2 separate regions of the Mus musculus genome follow, and region 2 is linked to region 1. Evidence: chromatin loops called from intact Hi-C (ENCODE). Cell type or tissue: left cerebral cortex. All regions are shown on one strand.

Region 1 (8,000 bases):
TAAAAGCCAGGCCTAATGGTGCACACCTTTACAGACCTTGTCTCAAACAAACAAACAAACAAACAAACCATCAAAAACCCTAAAACAAAATAAAGAAGTCACGAAAACAGGCATGTCAATTACTATCACCTGGCTCCTGCGGTTTAGTACAGACATAAGCACAAGGTGCTTTGACTCCTTTTGTTTTCAGTCCCCACCCCAATCAATACCCATGCCTAACGGTTAATAGATTATTTCCCAAGCATTTCTGACGTGCATCTACATGTTTATTATTGAGTAAGGAGAGCTTTGGCCCAATCTACACTGTCAAACGCACAACACTCAGAACTCTGTAGTCCACAGTACCTAAGGGCAGTATGTTTGTTGTCAAAGCTTTAGCCTTTGACCTCATTTCGGGCACAGAGTTTTCTCCCTACTCAAAGCAAAAATCAGAGCAGTCTGAAGGAAGCGAGCTGGGCTTACTTTGTCTTGTACAGGTGCATAATGCCGTGGACTATTTCAACAGAAGGGTTGCCACTGAAGAAGGAAATCTGGTCTGGGAGCTGTTTGGATGGAGACTCTGGGGCTGTGTTCACAGACTCACTCTGTTCTCTACTTCTCTGTGCAGAGACAGGGGCTGCTGAAGGCTTCTTTTCTTCCACTGTGTCTCTCACTTCATCTTACAAAGTGAAAATTAGCAGATCACAAACAGCTGGAAATAAGCCTAAGGAGCCTAAGAAAGTTAGAATTTCAAGTGCAAGGGAAATTGTGACAGAGAAACTACAACATTGCATTAAGAACCACATCCCTGCTGGTTATGATGGCTCACGCCTGTAATCCCAGCACCAGGAGGCTGAAGCAGGAAAGCTGCAGATGTAAGAGACCCTGTCACAAAACCCAACAAACCATACTGTTGAACTGTTCGGTTTGGGAGTCTCTCAAGAACATGTACAGCTCTCTTTGCGTAAAAACATCTCCTCATACCCTTGTAAAAAAATCTCTTAACAATGGGGGTGTGGGTGTGGGTGGGAGGGCAATATTTGGAATGTAAATAAATAAAATTTAATAATAATAATAAATCCCTTAACACTCTCAAAACCCAACAGAAGCTCCTCCCACATCCAGCAGCACCCCAACACAAGCAGGCAACATTCACCACTGGCTCCTCGGTGACAAGTCAGGGCTCTCTGAAAACTGAACCTTCCAGTTGTGACCACACCTATGCTATAGATGCAGAAAGCATCCACTTCCTCAGCTGTGTAGGCCGGTAGGGCAGGGACGGGGCAGCAGGCTTCCCCGGGAACTGCTCCACTGGAGCAGAGTTAGTAGTTATAAGCATTCCCACCAGAGGGAAGAGCCCACTTTGTGACAACCAATCTAGTTTCTCCTGTATTACTCTCTTAAAACAGGGTCTTGGGGTATGTTTCCAAACTCCAGGGTTTACATAACCCTTTCAAAAAAGACAATGAAATATGCTTCACAAATCACATAAAGAACACAAGTGCTGGGGGGAAAAAGCATGCTGGAACTATACCTCAGTTGGGAGAGCGCTAGCCTTACATGTATGAAGCCCTGGGTCTGTGCCCAGCAGGATGCAAACTGGACATACGGATGCATACACATGATCCCACCACTCAGGAGGTGAACGTAGCAAGATTACTTCAAGGCCATACTCATTAACAAATGTACCCAGCCTCAGCTGCTCATCAACCGCAAAAAACACCAAACCAAACCAAACAAACAAAAACCAAAAAACAAAAACCAGCCAGGGGCTCAGAGTACTTGAGCGCGGCCAGGCTTCCTGTGGGCATACCTGCTCTGGCCTTCATGGTCTCAATAATCACATCCGTCATTTCCCGACGGCCAAGGTGCTGGTGGATGATGGCTGCTTTCTCCCCGGCTGACTTCCCTTCTAGACAGGCGACAGCGGAAGCCAATGTCTTCTTTTTGATCTCCTCATCAGACATCTCTCCAGCTGGAGAACACATGAAAGATTAATACCTAATGACAGAACAAATTCCTCTCACTTCTTGGCACATCAATCAATAGCTTTCCTGCTCCTCTATGGCGTGTCCCCCTGGATGAGGCTCTTTTCCAGTGTCTGCCTCTGTCCCTCTACTTATTAATGAATAAGCAGCATTTCAGAAACCCGGAGATGTGACCGAAATTCCTTAACATCAGTTCTGAGGCAGGCACCAGGCCTGTCCAGTACGGCACTCAACCCACACAACCAAGCACACAGTAGGAGTTCTCAGCACCCGATCCACACATCTAAGCACACAGTAGGTACTCTCCCCCTAGGCTTTACTGCATAAATGTCTCCAGGACTGGGCCAGGATGAAGTTACCTGTTTGTGCCTAGTGCCAACTTAACTGACTTTCAGATCTAGGGGTCACTTTGAGCTCTGGAATTTCGCTTGTAACCTTGAAATAAATCAAGTCACTGGAGTCTCAAAGACCAAGAAAGACCACAACACACTCTTCTACTGCAGCTCCAAAGAATGGACCCACAGAGTGTCCAGGATGCCATCCTTCCGAGAACGAGCGCCAGCCCAGCTCTCCAAACTAAGTGTCCGTTTCTCTTTTCCATCAACTTGGGACATTTAGTCCGTATGGCACATATCAGACCAAGTCTGATTCAGGGCATGACAAAACTCTTGACAGATACCAAGCAATCGCCCTCCCACACACACCTTTTTCTCGTCGGTCTTTTGAGACAGGTTTCCGCCCCCCCCCCCCAACCCTGCCTGGCTTCTGGTTGCCTGTCCTCCTGCCTTCACTTCAGGATCCTCAATGCTATCAGGTAAGGTTGTGACGATCACGGGAAGAGCCGAAGCTGCATGACCCACTAAGGAAGTCTGTGGCCGGTGGTGAAGACGTCAGCCTCTCGGTCCCCGGCTGGGCTAAAACTCGCGTTTCCAGCCACTCACACCTAACTTTGGGCAAATCCTTTCCCCACCGGTCTGTCTGACTGCCAGCTTGGGAAAGGCGCACAGCATCGCCCCCGCGCCCTGGGCCGCGCTTTCTCGCAGCGAGGGCGACGTCGAGCAGAGGCGCCCGGCAAGTCCGGGGGCCGGTGGAGCGAGGGCTGCCGACCCTCCGGCCCGGCGCGAGGCCGCCGACTCACCGGCGGCGCTGAAGCCGAAGTCGGTGGGGACCGGCGAGTGACCCGCGAGCTCCAGTCGGATGACCACCAGTGACACACTCATAGGACAGGCGCTGCTCGGCGTGGGCCCCGGTGGGCTGACGGAAGGCTGCGGCCCGAGCCCAGAGGCCGAGCGGCCCGCGGTCGGCAGCGCCGCCACCGCCTCAGAAGCCGCGGCCGCCGCCTCAGCAGCGGCAGCCCCCGTCGCGCGCAGCCTGCCGAGCCACAACAACCTCCGCTTCCGCCTGTCGGCCGCCGTCTCTGACCCGCCGGGTCGCGCACGCGCACGCGGAAAGGGGCGAGGCCCCGGGCGCGCATGCGCTTTCGACAGCTGCTTCTGCCCCCTTGGCTGACCGTCTGGACAGGGTCCGAGGAGCGTGCGCAGAGCACGCAAAGACGCCTGGCTCCTATTTTGCGTTTGACCCCTCTCTACGTTTGTCCTCCTTAGTTTTCCCGCAGGGCTCACCGAGAGTCTATGGGTCCGCAGAGACTCTGAGGCTTCCTGGGTCTTCGACCTCAGGGTTGTAACTTTCTGCAGGTATGGCGAGGGGCTGGCTAGGAGCGCAATGACTTCACAGATAATCCACTGAGAGCCGGGCACTGCGGGGCTGCGTGGGATGATTATTTTTGCGGACACAGAAAACAGCCCCAGACAGGACAAGCTTCAGCACTCGTGCGATCCTGAGCTAGTTATTGCATAACCACTCGGTTGTGTGATACAAAACGCTGTGTAAGAGACAGGGATACGCTGGGAAGCCTATAGGTCATGGTTAAATTTGGTTTTGTGGTTTGGATGTGTTTGGTTTTGTTTTATTTTTTGTTTGTTTTTGTTGTTTTCTTCTCCAAGTCAGAGTTGCTCCAAGTACGCCTAGCTGTCCTAGAACTCACTCTGTAGACCAGGCTGTCCTCGAACTCAGAGATCTGCCTGCCTAAGCCTCTGGAGTTGTGGGATACAGCCCTGCCCTACCACCGTCTGGCCATTGTTTAGTTGTTTTGAGGTTTTGAGTTGTTCTGAGACAAGGTCTTGAGTAGCCCAAGATACTGAGAACCCTATATATTGGAGAAAAGATAATCTATGTTCTCTACGTATTGGAATCAGATGTCCTTGAACTTCTGACCCTCCTGCCTTTTCCACCTCATCAGTGCCAGGGTTACTTCCAGGCTTCTGCTGAAGGCTTTGTGCTTCACAAGATGGCAGGATAGAACTAACTCAAGATTGTCCTCTGTGCAGGTGCTATAGTGAGCACACACACTGAGGAATGCACTTAAGGGTTAGAATGCTTTAGGTATAGGCTCTGGGTTCAGTGTCTAAAATACACACACACATACACACGATATAATCGAAACAATGTTCAGGACACACACACACATAAGAGAAAGAAAGAAGGAAAGAAAGAAAGGAAGGAGAAAAGAAAGAAAGAAAGGGAGAAAGAAAGGAAGAAAGGCCAGGTAAGATTAGTGCATATATGGAGAAAAAATATGACATGTCAGGAAGGACAATATTGTGTACATGCTATAGTGTAAGAGGTCTGGGAGAGGCCATGGATACAAATGGTACCTGTAACAGGAACATACAATATATAGAGGTGTTTATACTATTTTCTATGTAATATGTCTTAAAGCCTTTTAATGCCAAGATTTCCCAACTTCTGCTCAACTTTCACTTTCTATAACCCTTTTGGGGTGCGTGTATGTGTGTCTGTGAACCATAGACCTCAGTGGTACTGTCACCTGGTGGTGACCACCAAAAAAAGCATAGATATCACCAAATCATACCCCTCATGGGGAAAAATGGGCATATATGAAAGTGGACAAGCCATCCACAGAGTGTAGATCATCTGACTGTGTCAGACACTAGTTTATGGTGCTGAGATTGACCTAGAGTCTTCATCGTGCTAAGAACAAGCCATTCTGCTGAGGCACACCCCCAAGTCACGTGTTAGGTAACCCTAAATAGTGTGACACACACTAACTTGATAGCTCTACATTCTTTACCTTAGGCAATGGTTACCCCCCCCCCCCACCTTTGCAATAGGTACTGAAATTATCCCCATTTTACAGAGGAGGAAGCTGTGGCTCAGAGAGGGTAACATACATAGGACCTCACTGTCAATGGATAGCAGAGTCACGCTTGGAAACCAGTCAAACACAAGATCTGTTATGTCTTTACTACACCATGTCTGTAATATAAAACTATACACCATGTAGATGTTTATGAAATATGATCGAGGCAGGAAGCCTACATTAGTCTAACCTCATTCTGATTGACAAGGAGAAAACAAAGATGCTCTGTGGTATAGAAGATGCCAGTCCCAGGAAACTAGCATTGCTAACCAGGAGGGGACAAGGAGTCACAGCTCTTCCTGGATGTCAGCCACTCAAACATGGCTCTTCCCTCCCTGCACCCTCTCTCCCTTTTCTTGCTGGCTAGCCTGGGCTAGCTTGGACATTCAAGGCTGCCCTGCCTCTGCCTCTCATGTGCTAGGGATACAGCCATGCATCCTCAGGACTCCATGCTATTTTCTGATCTATCCAGTTTCTCATCCTTCAGGTCATCTAGCCTGAGGTGCTGTTCTGATTCTAGCACCGAGCCCCAAGAGATGGCTGTCTAAAAGACAACACAATCCTTGTCTTGTGGGGCTTACCATAGAAGCAGTTAGGAGAACAGTTAGTGTTTGTAGAGGTTAAATACTCCACTACAGTTATGAAAAAGGGCCATTGGGGGTGGGAGCCCACCACAAAACTGCCACAGTCAGCAATGGGGAAAAGAAATAAAATCTACAGAGAAGAGGGCAAGGCTGATGTGTAACAGCGAGTAGAAATTCACCAGCCAGGTGAAGCAGGGGAACAGCTCTGGTCTGGTGGCACAGCAGGTGCCAAGGCCTGGAGAGAAGGGGGACAGACAGAGAGTGCTTACCTAGTGTGCACAAAGGCCAGATTCCCCAGGGATACACAACACAGAAGTGGCAGCATAAGCCTGTAACCTCTGCCTCCGCATCAGGGTGTTGTCCTTCATAGACTTTGGCCTCGGCATGGAAAGACGAAAATTGAGAGAGGCTCATGAGTCTGGAGTTTGGGGTTTGTTTTGTTTTGTTTTAAGTACAAAACGCAGCCAAATTTTGATGAATCGGTACATCTTGAGATTTTCATGGTTTACTATTTGATCTTTTGTTAGCTGGGCACAGCGGTCCATATGTCCCTCCCATGCCAGCTATGTAAGGAGACTAAGGCAGGAGGATTGCCTGGACCCAAGCACCTGAGACAGCTTGGGCTACAGAGCAAGATTTTTTTTTTCTCAAGAATAAAAGAGAAAAAAGACGAAAAGTTCCCGTTTTAGGCCTTGGTTTTGTTTGCTAGTCAGTTTCTGTGTCTATTCAGACTTTGTTTCTGTGTCTGAGATAGGGTCTCATGTAGCCCAGGCTGGCTCAGAGACACTGAGACCCCCCCCCCCGCCCCCGCCTCTGTCTCCCTGGTGCTGAGATTATAGGTGTGGCCCTGCAAGCCCCCCCCCAAAAAGCCTACTTTCTGATAGTTGAATAAGAGGGCCTCCAGATTTAGGAATCCGGACCACTTGGTGTTCTAGTGATGGGGTCCAGAGACAGTTTACCTCTCAGGGCTCTGGACCCAGTCAGTGGATCGATCCCACAACAGATTTGTATTGAGATATCTTTGTTGGGAGCTGTTGCATCCTGAGAGGTTCGGACCAGCTAGAGGAAGCAAGTCACTAGTGTGTGCCCTGGAGTCCTGCCCTGGCCGTTTCCTATGTTCCCTCTCTGCTTCCTGCTTGGCCCTGAAGTACAAACCTCGTTTCTGTCATGATGCTCTGGCCAAGTGCATGGAGCTGCGTGCACAGCCACGAAATAAGCTCTCTGAAACTGTGCCCCAGAACAAATCCTTCCCTTGTGCTACTCTGTCAGGGAGTGGGTCAGCAATGAAAAAGGTTACTAACACACAGGTTCTTTAAGTTTTCCAGGTCAGCTACTATCTCCTGCAGTTGGACTATCACACACTGTTTCCAATGAAGGTTTTAAATGGGGATAAGACAGGCTGGTGGTGCAGGACTTTAATCCTAGCACTTGGAAGGCAGAGGCAGGTTGACCTCTGAGTTTGAGACCAGCCTGGTCTACGGGGTGAGTTCCAAGACAGCCAGGGCTACATGGATAAACTCTGTGTCAAAAACAAAACAAAAACAAGCTAACCATGAAAACAAAATGGGGTTAAGATGTGGTCACATCTGCGGCTTTGAAGGATTTCTCTGGCTGATGAGGGAGGAAGGAGGAAGGAGCAGGGAGCCACCAGGGTCCTGAAGAGACATCTGCAGTGAGAGAAGAAGGCAGGAGATTGGGGTCTCAGGAGCGAGCACAGACAGGGCTGAGGCAGGTGAGTTGGGACAAGGAAAGTCAGGGCTCAAACCCCCTTTTCAGTGGTGATAGCAGTTGAGGGTGAAGGCCCATGTGAACAGTCATTGAAGCCAGCTGTGGGTGGGGCTTGAGCATTGGTTGGACCTCAGCCGGGAGCTGTGGGTGACACCCAGCTCAGGGATACCCTACCCTAACCTAACCCTAACCCTGGACAGAAGCCGTGCCTCAGGCTGCCCTGAACCTTCTCCCCACACAGCCTCCATCTCACCATGTTGGTAAGAAGACTTTTCCAGCCTTCCACTCTGCACTGGGCATGGAGGACCACGGCCCTGAACCATCCCCTGGGCAGGCATCAGGGAGGCCTCCGCTGGACACATTCTGGAGGCCGAAGCTACAGAGCAGTCATTTTTGACACGGGCGGAGTTCTCGTGCCTTCTCCAGGGACAGTGGCTGTGGGTAAGCTCCTTATTCTTCTTAACTCTTAGGAAGTAGGAGTGGGAAAATGGAGACAGATAG
Region 2 (8,000 bases), 120 kb before region 1:
CTGCTCACGTATGCTTATAACAACAATTCTGAGGATTTGGCATCCTCACACATACATACATACATACATACATACATACTTACATACTTACATACTTACAGGGAAAACATCAATGCACATAAAATAAAAACAAAGAAGTCATTTTTAAAAGTTATATAAGCTAACGTAGTATCTAAAGCTCCTTGTAAATTTTGTGTGGAAGAATGACAGAGTAACCAAGGAGGGCTTGGAAGCTTGTCTTAGGATATGAAGTGAGGTTACAGGAATACGCCCACCAAGGGAATTTAGCCCTGGCTTCAATCCTCAACACCAAAAAGGATGAATGAACAAGTGAATGAATTTACTCACAGATTGGAAGGTGAGCTAACTCAGGACACATTTCATCTTCTACTGCACACACTACAAGCACTGACGTGGTCAGTCTTCAACTTTAGAACTACTGAGCAGTGAGCTCTAGTGTGTCAGTTTCCAAAATAAGATCATATCCTTTGTTACCTGCAGTCTTGTTACACACACACACACACATACACACACCAAAAAACAAACAAAAACCTTGTGATCTTAAGTTATTGTACTTAGAACAGACAAAGACATCTTTAAGAGTAATTGTCAAGGGGCTGAGGAGATGGCTCAGTGGTTAACAGTATTTATTGCTCTTCCAGAGAATCTAAATTCAATTTCTAACACCCACATCAGGCGGTTCACCATTGCCTTAACCCCATTTCCAAATGATAACAATTTCTTCTGCCCTCAGAGGGCACTTGAAGTACTATGTACATACCTACTCACAGACAAACAAGACTAGAGACACACACACACACATACACACACACTCTCTCAAACCCTGTGGGCTGGAGAAAGACATTAGTGGTTAAGAGCACTGGCTGCTTTTCCAGAGGACCTGAGCTCAGTTCCCAGAACCTACATGGTAGCTCATGACGATCTGCAACTTCAGATCCAGGAAATCCTATGCCCTCTGCTGGTTTCAAAGGACACCAGGCAGACCCATAGCCCAAATACATAATGCAAACACTCATATGCATGAAAAACAACTGAAAAGAAGTTTAGCTTGCTGTACAAATGACTTAAGACAAGAGCGTATGTGTGTGCGTGTGTTTTAATAGTGTACTTTTGTGAACTGGCCATAAAAATCATTATGTTTGCTATTTCTTTTTTAATTCTAACCAGTCGATAAAGAACTTACCCTAAAATCATTCTTAAACTTCTTTAAGTCATCAATCTGTTTTCTGTGTTCAGAAACAACTGGTGACATACCTGTAAAACCAAAACCTGTTAGATTCCAATTTACTTTTACCTTTAAACTTAAAATTGTTAAATATGGAATGTTAGAAATGAGAACAGAGGCCAGGAGTGTTGGTGCACCTCTATAACATCTTTAATCTCAGCACTGGGGCTGAGGGGAAGAGATAAATAAGAAATGAAGACAGATCTATCACGTAAAGACTAGCAATGCAAGTATCTGTCTGGCTAAACACTTTGCTATTTCTATAATTGTGTCTAAAAACTTTAACAAGGGCTGGAGAGATGGCTCAGTGGGTAAGAGCACCGACTGCTCATCCGAAGGTCCAGAGTCCAAATCCCAGCAACCACATGGTGGCTCACAACCATCTGTAACGAGATCTGACTCCCTCTTCTGGAGTGTCTGAAGACAGCTACAGTGTACTTACATATAATAAACAAATAAATCTTTTAAAAAAAAAAAAACTTTAACAAACTCTAACCTTTGTTGTCAGCTTTTGAAAAGCTAGGTGATGTTTCACTTGCTTTAACATTTTCTTTACTCCCTGCAGGAGAGTTCTGCCTCTGATCTTGAAGCCTGGAATCTTTTGCTAGAAAACAAGTTTAAAAAAGCAAAAAACTAGTATTAGACAGAAATTAGGACAATAGTGTGAGTAAATACCAAACACTTCTAACCTTCTGGCTTAGGGGAAAATGGGTTTCATTAAACTGAGTTTATTCCCTGTTAGTCATCACATCAAAATTCAATAACCATGCTCATACAACAGGCACGTCATACTAGGACAGGCCAGAGCCTCTGATGCCAGACATTAGTTAATATACATGGAATAGTTCTACCAGAGACAGAATCTTGCATCCACAAAAGCATCACTGTGTATTGAGAACACAACTCTTGGCCATGCATGGATTACAACAGGAAAGGTGTTGGTTGCATACCCTCAATAGATGGGGTCAGTGCTCTGTTGGATGCAGGGCTGGCAGGAGTCGGAGATGCGGCGGGAACAGGCATGGAAACGGCTTCTGCAGGGATGATGCCAGCTTGGGGAGAAGCAAGCACAGGCCCGCTGGGAGAGTTTCCAATGCTGCTCTGCCTGGGAGACCTGGGTCTGTGAGTTTTGGGAGATAACCTTGGAACTAGAAGCAAAAAGATACTCATTAAATTCTCAGAAGTATCTTATGGCAGAAGTCAACAATCTCTAAGTACCACCGTGGTTTCCCTCCTAATTAAATGAGTGAACTTTTAAGTATTTGAGTCAAGTTCAATGGCAAGCCAAAGCATACTTAAGTTAAAAAAAAAGACGACATTCAAAGTGTAACATTTATTCAAGGTGAGAGATCTCTACCATGCCTCTCTCCTCTCCTTCCATCAATACACGAAATAAAATTGATGGTAGCTTGCTGCCAAGCCTATGTGCTTTTACTTGCAATATAAAGATCCACCGCCAGTGCTGAAGGAAATTAGGACGCACCTAGCCTCAAGGGGTACGTAACACAGAATGAACGCCTTCCACACAACTGCTTAATGCTTCCTAATCCAATAAAAACCTATTTGCAGGCTTCAGACTAAAGGGGTCAATGAAAATGGTTCAATCAAACATTATAGAAGGAAACTGTTCACAACTCTAACTTTCCATGGAAAGACCAACCCCGTAACACGATTCTCACTATATCCCTCAACTGTCTCTATTCTTGTATTTATAAAAGGTTGCTTATTTATAATAGGGTTAAAACGCCTCAAGCTTCTTTTCTTGTTAATCTTCAGTTTAAAAGGCTAAGAAGAATAGCACAAAGAAATTTACAGGACAATCACTACAACTGCACACCTTACAGGGGTGAGCGCACTGTCTGTCTAGTTTTTTAAGCTTAAAGACCTTTTCCTGGTAAGGCCAAAAGAACAGGCACAAGCTCTAGCTCTGGACTCCCGGGAGGAAGCACTACAGACCAACAAGACCAACTCAGCAGCCCAAGCAGTCTGGCCTAATTCCAAATCTGCTCCAAGCAGGACCTTGGCTGCAGCTGCTGACGGTCAGAGACTCATAACAAAAGCTGAGCCTCTCCTGGCGCAGACTACTCCTTGAGGAGCACCAAGCGACTATCTGTTTACTCCACACACGGATGCCATGGAAACCCGCAGCAGTAAGAAACCTAAGCAGGTTTACAAAATGTATACAGGGTCAGAGTTCCAGAGGGATGGGACAGTTCCTTCAACTCGTGTCTTGATAACCATGGTAACTGGCAACAGCTGCTTATGCCACCACATTTAATCTGTATTTAATCTCAGATCTTCAGCTCTGCAGTGTCATACCTACCCCCACTGACCACTGAGGACCACGTTCCCCCTGCAGGACTGGTCCTTGCCACTGGAGGAGCAGCTGCTTCACTTGGGGGATTGTGGGATACAAATTCTAGGCCACTAGACATGGAGCCTCTCCCAGCAGAGACTCTGTGATTCCGAGGGTGGCGCTGTGCCTTTGGAGACATCCTTGGGGGTCCTGAGGAAGACAGAAGGATGCCACAGGATATCACATCAGTCCTGCGGTGCCCACCTTACTGCTTTTCCTACTAGATACAGATATAACTCTTATTTCCTTAGCAGGTTTTCATTGGTTAGAATATGAATCACACTGTTATTGATTTCTGGCCACACTAAGAATTCTTTTGTGGTATGTCAATTATGTCAGTATGTTTTATTTTCCCCTTTTACAATTTGTTTTACTTTTAATTATATTGTGTGTATGTGTCTGTGTGAGGGTGTGCACCTGAGTTCCTCTGGAAAGCAGAAAGCTGTCTGACAGCTGACCCATCTTTCCAGCCTTATTTCCTTTTACTTTTAAAGCAAGGAGGAAATAAACTTGATGGTGAGAAATATAACAACATGGCCCAACAGTGTTTAACTACATGCATTTAAAAATAAGTTATAATAACGTTTTCGTAGGAAGCACAGATGCATGATGGGATATTATCAGTTTATCTTTCTAACAGATTTTACTATTTCCAAAATGAGACAAAAACCTTTTTTTTTTTTTGATAGGAACCAAACTTGGGAGCCCATACTTGTTAGGCTAGTGTTCTATCTCTGAGCTACATCCTTCAGGGCCCCAGGGGAAAAAGGAATTTAAGCAGCAACCTCAGATCTCCTCTCCATCTTTTGCCCAAGCCGTCCTCACATGTGCGTGGTTGGCTTGTAAGAGCAGAACAAGGAAAGTCTGCAGAAAGCTGCACTGTGAGAGCTGACGACAGTCACCATCACTGTCTCTGCCACCCATGGGGACTTCTGGGAATACAGCCTGTAGCACACAAGTCCAGAACTACCCCTCCTCTCAGAGGCCATGATGAGGACCCTAGCACATGCTCTCTGCTGTGTCCTCAGTGGGAACACAGTCAGACATGTGCTCTGAGGAAATGCTAACTCATGTTAGAATTTCCCCTTATTTAATGTTTAAAATGTATTCATTACTATAGGATATGTGTGGTATGGACTGGGTTTGTATGTGCTGGTGTGTGTGTGTGTGAAGTCATCTTTGTGGAGTCACTTCTCTTTTTGCACTTTTCCCATGGCACGCTTTCTGGGCAGTCCAAAAGCAGCCCTTTCATCTGACTACAATGCAATGCTTTCTGACACATTCGAGGAATAAGCACCTCCACCCAAACGTCTGCAACAGCTCCCTGTTGCTGCTAGGAGTCACCAGAGAGGCACGCATTGAAAGTCTGTGACATCTGCCTTTGCAACATTGTATTCTTCTGCCTTGAATTCCCTTCTGTGTGGGCAAAAATTTAACAGTAGCCAATATAGTTTATTCCCAAACACCTTCTTTAGAAAACTTTAATGGTCTTGATCAGTTATATTCACTATGATTTTACCAAGACAAGGTGATTAGAATATAAACACAAATGCTCTGAACAAAGGACATTGTTACTTAGAACTTACAACCTGCATTAAATCAGAATGCTACCTTTTTCGGGCAGGGTGTCAGGGTGGCTGGGATAGGGTCTCACCATATAGTCCTGGCAGCCTTAGAACTCATTATATATGAGACAAACTGACCTCAACTTTCAGCAATCCTCTTGCCTGTGGCCTGGGCACTGGGATTATAGGCATGTGCCACTAATCAAAGTATATGACATGCAACAATGGTGAATTCAGCAACAAATACACACAATTTGGCATGAGCCAAAAAGACAGAAAAGGCTCAAATCTATACCTGTTTTGTAATTGATAAACTTTAAATAAAGGTCTCCCCACAGATTAAAGCAGCCTTCCACTACAGTGATATTATAAAACTAATTTAAAATAATTATTCAATTAAATTAGTAATTCCTCAGGCACTCTAAATACTACTGTTACCTGAGGGCAGACGTACAAGGCCACTACAAGGGATGTCATGGATCACTAAGAACCCCAAAATAGTACTCCTGCCTTTGGCCAACAGGAAGGTTCGCTGGCACCATTACCAAGGAGCTGAATGTGGCAGCCTCCATAACCCCACCCACCTCCAGGAGCAGAAATGCCCAGTTCATCACTGTTACTGTCCAGGCCGAGACCTTCCTGGGCTGCACAGGAGTACTATTACCAGACAGGTCGGAGCCCATCTCTATATGCAGGGCAGTGCAGGGCTTTATACATAGCACTTATCAAATTTTAATCTAGTGAACAAAAGGTTATTAGAAATAGCTTTAATAAACTAAAGTTAAAACACAAAAATTATAGGTTATTAAATAATGAAGAGGAAACTATTTTGTAATCATAACCTCACAAAGGAGCTAAACAAAGACAAACAAAAACATGAACAAATCGTGGTATTGTACCTTCTGAAGACATGCGTTTAGGCATAGTAGAGACAGGAGCTGGAGAACCATGAGCAGAGGGGTGAGACGGGGGTCTGGAGGGCCTCGAGGGGGGCCTGGAGGGCGGCCGTGTAGGGGTGGCTGCCCGAGGTGGAAGAGAGTTGGGACCTGACTGGTAGCGAGAAGGTGGGCGAGAGGAAGGAGATGGGCAAGGCGATGGCCAGGGAACACCTGACAGAACAAATGATATGAAGGAAAGTATAAAAACTAAAGAAAAAAATGAGGGAAAAAGTAAACAGAAAAAAAAGTAAAATGACAAAAATGATTTCTTGTACATTTAACCCTTTGAGGACAGTCATTTGATTTGTGATAAGTTTTAGTACAACTTAACTGACACAAATTCACATTTTACTTTAACCTCCTTAAAATTAAGTCTGTTGAAATGAATCCACGTTCCCAAAGGGTTAATTAGGATCTACACATACTACTGAAGAAGACAGTTAAGACTCTGCCTAGTATGCCTACTTCTTCAGCTGTTGTCAGCCATCACTTGTGAAGAAAATGTCCCACACACAGATAACCCCCTCAATAAACACACTGACTCCTGCTCGGGAAGGCAGGCCCAAACAATAAACACAAACAGCAGCCTCTAACGCCACTGTCCAGGCTCTTCTCCTACTCTCACCTGAGCTTCCTCAGGCCTATATCTGAACTGAAATATCAGTTTCAAAGGTCACTAGCCACATCCTGTTCAGGTAGAAATGAGAGCTTACTTCTATTGCTTTCTCGAATGCTTAAAAGAATCTCATCCTGATGCACAGGAATGAATGGCCCCGTCTATCTACTGCCTGTACACCACAGGGGCCTGTAAGCCTCGGGGCCCAAACCTGACATCAGGGCACGGACAACCCCCCCCCCCCCCCCCGCCCCGGTCAGCAATGTCCCTGGTAATTAGTCAACAGTCCAGGGTTCCTCTCCAGTAGTCTAGGGGGCTCCACTCACTGGAGTATCATACATTTCTCAGCCCCCTTCACGTTTTTAACTTGAAAATTCTATTCATAAACAACTGAAAATCTTCACTCAGTGAGCAAAGAAATGTCACCATCGTTACTAAGCAGGAGAACTACTCAAGAGTGTTTCCTTGGAGAGGAATTCTGCTCTTACATGGCTGACATACTTCACTCCCTTTCTTTACACGAGGTCTCACACAACCCAGGCTGGCTCAGACTGCCTATGGAGCCTGACTGCTCAGCATGAGGCACTTGCCTCACCCAGCTTGCGGTGCTCTAAACTTCAACCCTGAATCTGCTGTCCACTCTTTTTCCCTGTCAGCTACCATATTTCTAAATGATTCGCTTCTGCTGTCCCATCTTCCAGATTTCTATACTCACCTATAATCTGTATTCAACTGACTGGGGACACTACACAAAATGCCTTCCTTCCTACTTAAAGCTCCAAGCTGCTACACTCTAATACCTACTCTCAGAAATCAAAGGTTGTCTGTGCTGTGTTTGTAAGCAGTTCTCTGATGACTTTCGTCACCTGACTCTTGCTCATTTCTGACATTACAAATCACCCTAAGTTCTTCCCTGAAGTACGCAGAATGGAATCATCACAGTTAATGAAGGAATCTGCACTAACTCAGGGTCTTTCTCATGAACTATGCCCACTGCCTCATCACCCAGTGTCTTTCAAGTTTCCATTCTGTCTGTCTGTGGAGTGTCTTAGGCCAAATGAGTATGAGAGGATGAAACAGCTCAGGACATGCTGTCACCCTATACGCGCCAATGACAGATACAGTGTTATACTGTCTAGTAGCCACAAAACAAACTACATTATAGATAATAAAAACTACTCCAAAAAATCCACAAATGGCATGCACATTCCTATCAGGTATGCCAACTCTTAAATGTTTAGATAGTTCTGTATTTCATCAAAACATTAACAAATAAGGT

Evidence for each region. Hi-C counts contacts between places; a loop is a spot of excess contacts. Peaks named below come from ENCODE experiments on the same cell type or tissue, not always from the same donor. Only the 100,000 strongest peaks of a DNase experiment are listed, where the experiment ranks them.
Region 2: a loop joins it to region 1, with 2.6 times the contacts of the local background. A loop is called at or near these places in 2 of 42 quality-filtered maps.

The regions. Positions count from the first base shown.
Region 1 is chr5:121,655,954-121,663,953 of GRCm38, reverse strand. Acad10 (acyl-Coenzyme A dehydrogenase family, member 10) reads left to right here and starts at 3,444. Exons shown (of 21, transcript NM_028037.4): 1 at 3,444-3,661; 2 at 7,741-7,940. The coding sequence starts at 7,754. Brap (BRCA1 associated protein) reads right to left here and starts at 3,391. Exons shown (of 12, transcript NM_028227.3): 1 at 3,106-3,391; 2 at 1,793-1,954; 3 at 463-658. The coding sequence starts at 3,187. In left cerebral cortex, no CTCF peak of the experiment used is centred here; DNase peaks (open chromatin) are centred at 2,975 and 3,425; H3K4me3 peaks cover 2,305 bases; H3K27ac peaks cover 1,465 bases.
Region 2 is chr5:121,779,609-121,787,608 of GRCm38, reverse strand. It overlaps Atxn2 (ataxin 2), which reads right to left. Exons shown (of 25, transcript NM_009125.2): 10 at 6,067-6,276; 11 at 3,570-3,752; 12 at 2,197-2,394; 13 at 1,743-1,850; 14 at 1,205-1,275. Among named protein-coding and RNA genes, the nearest start is that of Mir7031, 36 kb to the left of the region's middle. In left cerebral cortex, CTCF peaks have their summits at 1,585, 3,609 and 4,940; DNase peaks (open chromatin) are centred at 3,242 and 4,925.